Regions from separate parts of the Homo sapiens genome. Here region 1 is linked to region 2. A link is an interaction called in ENCODE POLR2A ChIA-PET data of the cell type or tissue named here. Cell type or tissue: K562. All regions are shown on one strand. Each heading gives the region's core, and the rest is flanking DNA. Links, peaks and the distances in the headings are about the cores only.

Region 1 (4,380 bases), core at 167-4,166, 150 kb after region 2:
GCAGCTACTCTATGGATATTCTTCTCCCACCCTTTTGTATGCAAATGATAGCATACTATTCACATCTTTTAAAAAAACAACTGACTTTGGAGATCTCTGCTTAACAATATGTAACAATACATAGAGAGTGTCCTCTTTATTTCTTGTGGCTGCATATTACTGCTCTATAGAGATATACCCAAGTCCCTAATGAGGGACATGGAGTTTTCCAATCTTTGCAGATTATGGCAATATGGGAACATACTGTTAATACTGTGAGCTGTGAAACATTTGTATTTTTTTCCATTTTAATAGATGAAAATGACATCTTAAAGTATTTTTAATTTATTGTTCATCAGCTCCTTAGACCAGATTCTATAGGAGTCCAGGCTTCAGGGACACTCTCACCTAATCTAGTCCAAACCCAGGAACCAAGTGTCTTATAGAAAACCTCCTTGCAGTCCTCTCTCCTTGTAGGAGCTGGGAGTCTATATCACTCCCCCAGCTGCATAAGATGCCTTTTAGGACCCCCGGGCCCAGACCCGTCAGTCAGTCCAGGACTTCATTCCCAGAGGAGGCAGTGTGATGAAGTATAGAGTCCTGGTTCCAGCACCACATGTATGGCCTTCAAATTGTTAATCACCTCCCCTAGCTCTCAGTTTTCTCCTCTGAAAACTGAAGATGTTATTATATAAGATTTATAAGGATCTTTTAAGAGAATGGGAGAAAAGGAAAGGTGGGGTTACTCTGCTCCCTTGCAAAAGAGCTACCTGCTGGTGCTGTTTCCCAGAGCGGGGAGGATGTGGGGGGACCAGGGCAGCTGTGTCAGGGCGATGCTGCCCACTTACTTACCTTCTTGCCACTGAGAGGGTGGCCTCTCCCTGCTCTAGGAACTGCGTCATTGTCTTTGGGAGTGTGGGGTCAAAGGCATTGAGGTTGATAATCCCTCTACCATTCCCTGTCTCCAGGCCCAAGTGAGGCCCCACCAGGTGGGGTGCCCAGAACTGCACTAGTCTCATGTCTCTGGAGGGTTGAAAGGGCCACTTCTGAGCCTGCAGCAGAGCTGTGAGTAACCTTCTACCAGACACCACCATCAGAGCCTGCAGAGAAAAATGCAGGATCCAGGAGACGGAGGATCCCAGAGCCATCATCAGGATCTCTGAAATTCCTAGGGCTATATAGCCCAAGGCCCTTTGCCCCATCAACCGTTCCCTGCATACCACACGGGAAGTGGTCCAGGCTTGTATTTTACCTGCTATTCTTCATAAGGTGAAACTTTTCTACAGGAGCAACTACTACATGCTACGCAGTAAGTCCCAGGGATTCCAGTGTTCCTTCAACCAGTGCTTTCTGAAAGTTCCCACTGTGCTTGGCTCTGCTGTAGGTATTGGGGAAACAATGTAGGTGAAACTCAGCCCTGCCATTCTCCCTGCACAGGTCACAGATGTTAACAAGTGACGTAAGATTCAGCTATCAGGACTAATGCTGTGAAGATGGTCAGGGGCTCTACCCTTGTCTAGTTTCTGGAGGAAGTGATGTGAGCTGAGCTGGGCTAAATGAGCAGGACCAGGAATTAGCTGGGTGGCAGCCCAGCATGGGCAAGTGATGCTGGTGAAACTGGCTTCACAGTGGCCATAAGCCATTTTTTAAATGCTATTTTGGTCCTGTTAACCTCCAACTTAAAATGGTTTCCACTGCTCACATGATCAAGCTAGAACCTCTACCAGGCTGTCCTTGTCTTCTAGGAGCAGCGCCCCCACCTGCCTCTCCAGATAATAATTATTTCATTTCTCCTGATAGAGAACAAGTTGCCTGAGGGAAGAGGCTGCAGACAAACAGCAAGGTCTGGGCCTGACAGCCATCACTTGGTCATCTCCTCCCTGGATCCAGGGACATGTCTGTCTCTTTCACTGCCCAGCACTGTGCCTGGTGTACAGAAGGCTCTCAGTGACTTTCTGCTGAATGAACAAATAAGTGACAGAAGCAGAGGCTTGACATTTCACTACTTGGGAAAGCTTAGTGCTTGTTAACTTTAGGAGACATGGCTGTGCCTTTCCTCCTCAAATCACCTAGAAAGTATCCACAAGGGCCAGGCGCAGTGGCTCACACCTGAAATCCCTAGCACATTGGGAGTTCGAGGTGGGTGGATCACTTGAGGTCAGGAGTTCAAGACCAGCCTGGCCAACATGGCGAAACCCTGTCTCCCCTAAAAATGCAAAAAAATTAGCCAGGACTGGTGGCAGGCGCCTGTAATCCCAGCTACTAGGGAAGCTGAGATACGAGAATCACTTGAACACAGGAGGCAGAGGTTGTAGTGAGCCAAGAACATGCCACGACACTCCAGCCTGGGCAACAGAGCAACTCCAAAAAAAAAAAAAAAAAAGAAATTATCCACAGAGCTCAGGTCCTATTTTGAGTCCAAGGCTCCACTTAAAGACAAACACTATTCTCTTGTTTTGTTCTGAATCCAATTCTGGCCACTATTCCTTACCACATGGTGCCTTCCCTGAATGGTTCCTTGCTCTTACAACAAAGGCTGTTTGTATTGTACAGCCTTCTATGCCCAAAAATGTTGAGGCAGCTGAGCCCCAGACTCTTGGTCCTCGCCTGGAGATTCAATCTGCCTTGTTCAGTGAAAGACTCATTAGACTTAGGTCACCACTGTTGTGGCCCACCAGTTTGACTAGAAAACCGAGGGTTTTGACTTCTCTGCCCTGCTATCTTACACAAGCACCAACTGTGCCACTGTCAAAAGGCTGTTCGAGCCAAAGTGCACACACTCAGACACTCCACATGCTAACATAACAGTAACTGCTGCCGCTGAATGCCAACTATTAAGTGCTCTACCTACAATGTCCGATTTAATTCTTTTTTTTTTTTTTTGAGATGGAGTCTCGCTCTGTCGCCCAGGCTGGAATGCAGTGGCACGATCTTGGCTCACTGCAAGCTCTGCTTCCCGGGTTCACGCCATTCTCCTGCCTCAGCCTCCCCAGCAGCTGAGACTACAGGTGCACGCCGCCACGCCCAGCTAATTTTTGTATTTTTAGTAGAGACGGTGTTTCACTGTGTTAGCCAGGACGGTCTCGATCTCCTGACCTTGTGATCCGCCTGCCTCGGCCTCCCAAATTGTTGGTATTACAGGCGTGAGCCACCGCGCCAGGCCTGATTTAATTCTTGACGCTTGTGGAAGGTAGGTACTGTTAGTCCCATTTTACAGATGAAACAGTTAAGGCTTAAAGCGGTTAAGGGATTTGCCCAAGGTTACACAGTCTTAAAGCTAGGAAGGGAAGGAGCTGGGATGTGAATCCAAGTCCAGGTGACATTGAAGTCCTTGGTTCAGAAGCTTGTAATGCAAGCAAGAAAATCTAGCTTCAGCCCCATCTTCCTACCAAGGACATTTTAACCCAGAATGTTGTGGTGAGAAGTGGGGACCTTCCATAGGAAATCCTCCAAAGGCCCTAAAGATTGTAGTGAGAAGTAGGGACCTCCCACAGGAGATCCTGCAGAGGCCCTGCTAACAGCCATGCGTGGGGAAACTACAGGCGCCCTCTGGCTGTTGCCTCAGGGACGAGGCTGGTTACCAGCTCTCCAAGAGAACCCCAGGCCCCATTGACTGTTCCCTTCCCACATGACTCACACATGCAGGTTCATTCCAACCTTACAGCAATCCCCTCAGGTAAAGCGCCCTCACTTTACAGAAGAGGACACTGAGACTCAAAGGGATGACGTCAGGTGCCCAAGGTACTAGTCAGAAAGTGGCCCTGGGGCTTCTGCAACAACCACTATGTCACACAGTCCGAGCTCAATCCAACTCTGCAAGAGTCCATAAGCAAAGGGGCGGCGACGTGAGGTGGAAACAGTAGCCTGAAACGTGGGTGTGCACGTCGGATCCCATCCCACCGTCCACTCGCCTGGAAACCCCCAGTTTCCCCATATGCCCAGCTTCGTCCCCTGCAATTAGTGAGGGCTCACATGGGTCCGCCCCATCCGTGTGGTCGGAAACGGCCGGGAACCTGGTTCTAGTTCTGCCCTCCGCGGGAGACCTGCGCCAGGGACACCCTTCTGGCCTAACCCAGCCAGGCCTGGTCTACCTGGCGGCGGCGGCGGCGGCAGCCGGTCCTCCTGCGCTGAGTTAGGGCTCGCGGGGCGGGAGGTCAAGGGCAGCGGGCGCCTGAGCACTGGCACCAGTCACCGCATCCAGCCGGGGAACTACAGCAGCGGCGAAGTCACTGCCGCTCGGTGCGCACTCCAGCGAGAAGCGGGCGCGTCCGGTGACGTCACAGGCAACCACCCCTAGCAGGGCACCAATCCCGGAGGGGCGGGCCCAGTGCGGGGCGGGCGGCGCCGGGGGCTCTTCAGGCTCAGGGCATAGGCAGGCGCCGGCCGCGTTTTCTGGAGACG
Region 2 (4,380 bases), core at 64-4,063:
TGTTTGCAAATATTTTCTCTTGTTCTGTAGGTTGCCTGTTTACTCTGTTGATGGTTTCTTTTGCTGTGTAGAAGCTGTTTAGTTTAATTAGGTCCCATTTGTTAATTTTTGGTTTTGTTCCAATTGCTTTTGGAGTCTCTGCCAGGGCTTGTGTCCAGAATGGTATTTCCTAGGTTTTCTTCTAGGGTTTTTATAGTTTTTATATGCTGGGAGTTCTGGGGAGGAGAGCCTGCATACCAGCCTGAGCTCCTAGTCCCCACTTAACCCTGGGCCACTGTCCTGTCAGCCAAATCGAACTGCTACCGACATACCTGGGTGCCACTGAAAGGTTTCCAGCAGAGCAATTTAGAAACTTAGAAAGTTCATTCTGGATGCTACAGGAGGAGGGGCGAGGCTGGAACCAGGATAGAGGTGGGGTCTCTCAACTCCCTCCAGCCAAAGACCACGAGGAACACAGCTGTAGTTGAACAAATCGGGCATATTTGCAGCGAGGGCAAACACACAGTACCAGGAACCGTGGGCGTCTGGGCAGGATGTGTGAGAAAGCACCTGTGCCACAGGCTGGGCTGTCCTGTGTCCTTGATGTGTTGTGGAGAATTGGACTCCACCTCTTGATAGAAGAGCGTCAAAATGTTGTAGTCATTTTTGCACTGTACCACAAGGCCATTCTTCTTTTTTGGGCTGGGAGAACAAGGAGAGGGAAGATGTTGTCAGAGTCTGGGACAGCGAGGGCTGTGAAGAGGGGCCGAGCTATGGGAACGGGAGTCCCAGAGGGACCCAGCCCGGCCCACACCTTGGTGTCAGGGCAGAGGAGGAGCAGGGATAGAAGTCCTCGAGACTCTTTCCCCACTTCGCCTCCTGGTGCCTTCTGGCTGAGTAGTCAGGAAGCAGAGAGTGAGAGATCCCACCTGACTGTCCGTGCATGGCAGCCTGTGGGCCCAGAGCAGGGAGGAGAACGGGTCTGGGAAGGGGAAGGGGACAGAGAGTAACCAGCAAAGCCACTGCATTCCCAGAGCCCAGAGCGGTGCCTGGCGCATAAGAGCTGCTCCACAAATATGTGTTGAATGGCTGAGTCTCACGGAGGTCTTAGTTCTGGGCAGCGCCCCTCTAATGTGTGTGATCCTCCTGGGGAAATTCCAGGGTGGAGGAGGAGAAGTTTATTGAAGGGGCAAGAAGGGGCTGGGGCCAAAAACAGTCAGCAACACCCTCTCGTGACCCAGCTCCTGGCTCTCTCGCGACTCTTCTTGCCGCTGATGTGACTGGGCTGTCCCAGTGCAGACTCTCTGGACCTCACTGGCCAGGGTCTGAGGGCCTCCTGCCAAGCTAGGACAAGAAGGGGCTGTGCAGGCGGCCAGGCCCCCTGGGTCCACCTTGGACTCCTGGATCCCCCGTGCCCTGAGCCTCTCAGCAAGCCTTGCCCGAGCCCGTGCTGGGCAGCAGGTCCCGAGGCGGCCCTCTCGGGAGCAGACGGCTGCAGTGCACCAGCATGGATTTCTTCTGTCCCAGCACCTGCTGCATGGAGCCTACAGAAGGGGCTGCCGATCAGGGAAAGGAGGAAGGTTCTCTTAGCATAAGCAGCCCGGAGATGCACGAGGAAGGGGCCCAGCTAGGTGGGGCAGGGGGGCACTGTCTGTGACGCTCCCCCTGAATTGACAACCATGGGGCCTCTGCTCTCCCTGACTGCCCTCTCTTGCCCCACAGGATCCAAAGTTGAGGAGTCAAGGGCCAGGAGGCTGAGAGGTGCCAGAGCAGGAGGGTCCTGGGGAAGGCTTTGTCCTCGGCTGTGAGAGAAGCTTACACATGGGCAGAGGGGCCAGGAAGAGCCCTATGCCTGGAGAGAGGCTGGGGGACAGAAGAAAAGCTTCTTCTGGGGTCTCCCTATAGGTGGGGGCTGCCCCCTGTGCTGGGAGGCCAGCCCACTTGCCTGCCCTCATGAGTCTGTTGTTCCTTCATTATTTTAATTATTTACGTATGGCAGGCCGTTCACAGCTTCCAAAACACCTTCCCGGATGGTGGCTCATTCAGTTCCGACAACAGCAGGGTGAGGTGGTGCTGCTGGGGCCCCTTTCCCAGTGAAGCGGCAGGGGCAGGGTGACATGATTCAGCACTGCCGCCGCCCACACAGAGGGGCCACCCCTCCTTGCACGCCATGAGGGGAAGGCACCCCGTGTGCGCCCTACTGCTGGCGTGTGAGCAGTTTCTATTTCCCTTGGCGGACTGGGACTATGGGGCCTTCTCCCCGCTGGGGCCTGTCACTGTCCCAGCCCTGGACCCAGCAGGGAACTTCCTCCACCCTCTATAGGGTGGGGTGTGGGGAGAGCCCCGCTTAGCCTCAGCTCAGGGCTTCTGGGCTGCCGGACACTGCCTGGCCCTGTGGTCCCCAACCCATGTGGCCACCTGCTCACCCATTTTCGACTCCATGCCAGGGCCAAGATGCTTGTAAGCCCCTTGTCCTTCCTCTGCTACTGACCTGTCCCCAGGCCCCAAGGGCTCCTTGGGGAGGTAGGAGATGGCTGAGGATAAGCCCAGTGGTTTTCTGTAACCTGTTCCTTCTGCCCTGTGGGAACCATGGCTGTGCACTGGTCCTGTCCACAGCCCTACTTGCCCAGTGTGGCTCTGGCAGGGGCCACCCCTGTGTTCAGGCATGGGGGCCTCCTGGGGGGACGGTGGCTGACCTGGGGGCAGGCAGGTTCTGCTGAGGGTGGGGGAAGGCAGCATGGCTCTGGGCAGCCTGTACAGGACATGTCTTCTGCCCCTCCAGCCTCTTGCTTAGGATTCACCAAGCATGACTCACTTTCCCTCTCTGAGCCTCAGTTTCCATATCTGTAAAGAAGGGCTGATGAGAATCCCTGGGGTGAGGACAGAGGGAGACATCCAAGAGGGTGGAGCCTGCTTGGAAGCAGCTGCATGACAGCAGCTCCCATGGGACAGCAAGTCCCTGAGGGCTTCACAGAGCTGCAGGGCACCCAAGAGGGAGCCACCACGCTCCGCCAGGGTGACGGGGAAGCTTCCTGGAGGAGGCAGCATTGGTGCTGGCCCCAGGGAGGCGGGCATGAGGGCATTCTGAGTCCACAAGAAGGGCATTGCAGACAGAGTGGCTGCTGTGAGCAAGGTGGTTTGGGGGCCATGGGCACAGGGTGGTGGGAAGAACTAAGCTGGGCTTTGCTGAAGAACATGAATCAAATAAGGGGAAGAAAGATGGGGCCTTGACTCCCTGCTGAAGGGTGTGGATGCATCCCAGAGGCAACTATAGGGAGCTGGGACTCAGATTTCCCTCGGGGAAGAAGACTTGGGCTGTGATGGGAGGGGGTGGGCAGACGGGGCCGGGAGAGGCAGAGGCAGGTGCCCAGGACCTGGGGGTGGCTGTTATCATAGTCTGGTTAGGAGACAACAGGGCCTGGCTGATTCTGAAACCAACTGGTTGGTTTGGGAAACCTCTGCTGTAACCTCACATTAGCCCCCAAACCAGTTTGTCACACTGCTTGGAGTCACCCCAACATGGGCCCTGGTGTGGGCACATGACATGCCGGGTCTCTGATCCTTTTGTGGCATGGAGTTAACCACCTCTCTGCTTTTCTGGTTTAAAAAACAGTGCTTGTTTGTTTTTCTCATATTTTATGTCATCATTCCAAACAAATTTTGGAGAATAAGTAAAAGGTAAAAGTGTGTTTGAAGTGGGCTCATCTCTCAGCCAAGGTGGAGGGGGTTCCCCAGCCCCTGGAAGATGGTGAACCCATCTGGGGTTCTAACCCACAACTAATCTGTAGCCCATCTAATTTGTAGCCACATGTGAGGTCCCATGCCCCGGGTCCTGGGCACACACGCATTTCTGTTCTGTTTCCACTGGGTGGGGGTGGGGGACTGCTGGGCTCCAACCAAGGTCAGATGGTGCCAGGGGCATGGGTGGCAGTGCGGCCATGGGCATGTCAGGCCTCCTCTTCCTTGGAGGACCTTACCACCATCGGAGAGGCAGGACTAATGCACAGAGCCCAGGGGCCTTAACGAGGAAAGGATGGGCGGGAGTCCCAGTTCTGCCTTGACATTGGGGAAAAAATTCCTCATCCGCCAAATGGGAATAGCAAGTAATTCCTGTCCCGCAAAGTGATGTGAAACTGATGAGAAGTGTGATTTTTTTTTTTTTTTTGAGATGGAGTCTCGCTCTGTTGCCCAGGCTGGAGTGCAGTGGTGTGATCTCAGCTTGCTGCAAGCTCCGCCTCCTGGGTTCAAGTAATTCTCCTGCTTCAGCCTCCCTGGTAGCTGGGACTACAGGCGCCCGCCAACACACCTGGCTAATTTCTTTTTGTATTTTTAGTAGAGACGGGGTTTCATTGTGTTAGCCAGGATGGTCTTGATCTCCTAATCTTGTGATCCGCCCGCTTC

Evidence for each region. ChIA-PET counts read pairs that join two places held together with the same protein. Peaks named below come from ENCODE experiments on the same cell type or tissue, not always from the same donor. Only the 100,000 strongest peaks of a DNase experiment are listed, where the experiment ranks them.
Region 1: POLR2A ChIA-PET joins it to region 2 with 7 read pairs; 1 of 35 experiments calls an interaction of 5 or more read pairs at or near these places.

Annotation. Positions count from the first base shown.
Region 1 is chr2:96,010,423-96,014,802 of GRCh38, reverse strand. LOC124900512 (fumarylacetoacetate hydrolase domain-containing protein 2B-like) reads right to left here and starts at 4,059. Exons shown (of 4, transcript XM_047446740.1): 1 at 832-4,059. The coding sequence starts at 1,181. It also overlaps the pseudogene FAHD2CP. RefSeq lists a silencer at 4,311-4,380 and an enhancer at 4,341-4,380. In K562, for the core only: CTCF peaks have their summits at 1,745 and 3,523; no DNase peak of the experiment used is centred there; H3K4me3 peaks cover 495 bases.
Region 2 is chr2:96,155,761-96,160,140 of GRCh38, reverse strand. No RefSeq gene overlaps it. Among named protein-coding and RNA genes, the nearest start is that of DUSP2, 13 kb to the right of the region's middle. RefSeq lists enhancers at 985-1,522, 1,531-1,670, 1,831-2,240, 1,957-2,251, 2,063-2,601 and 1 more. In K562, for the core only: no CTCF peak of the experiment used is centred there; DNase peaks (open chromatin) are centred at 1,770 and 2,150; H3K4me3 peaks cover 196 bases.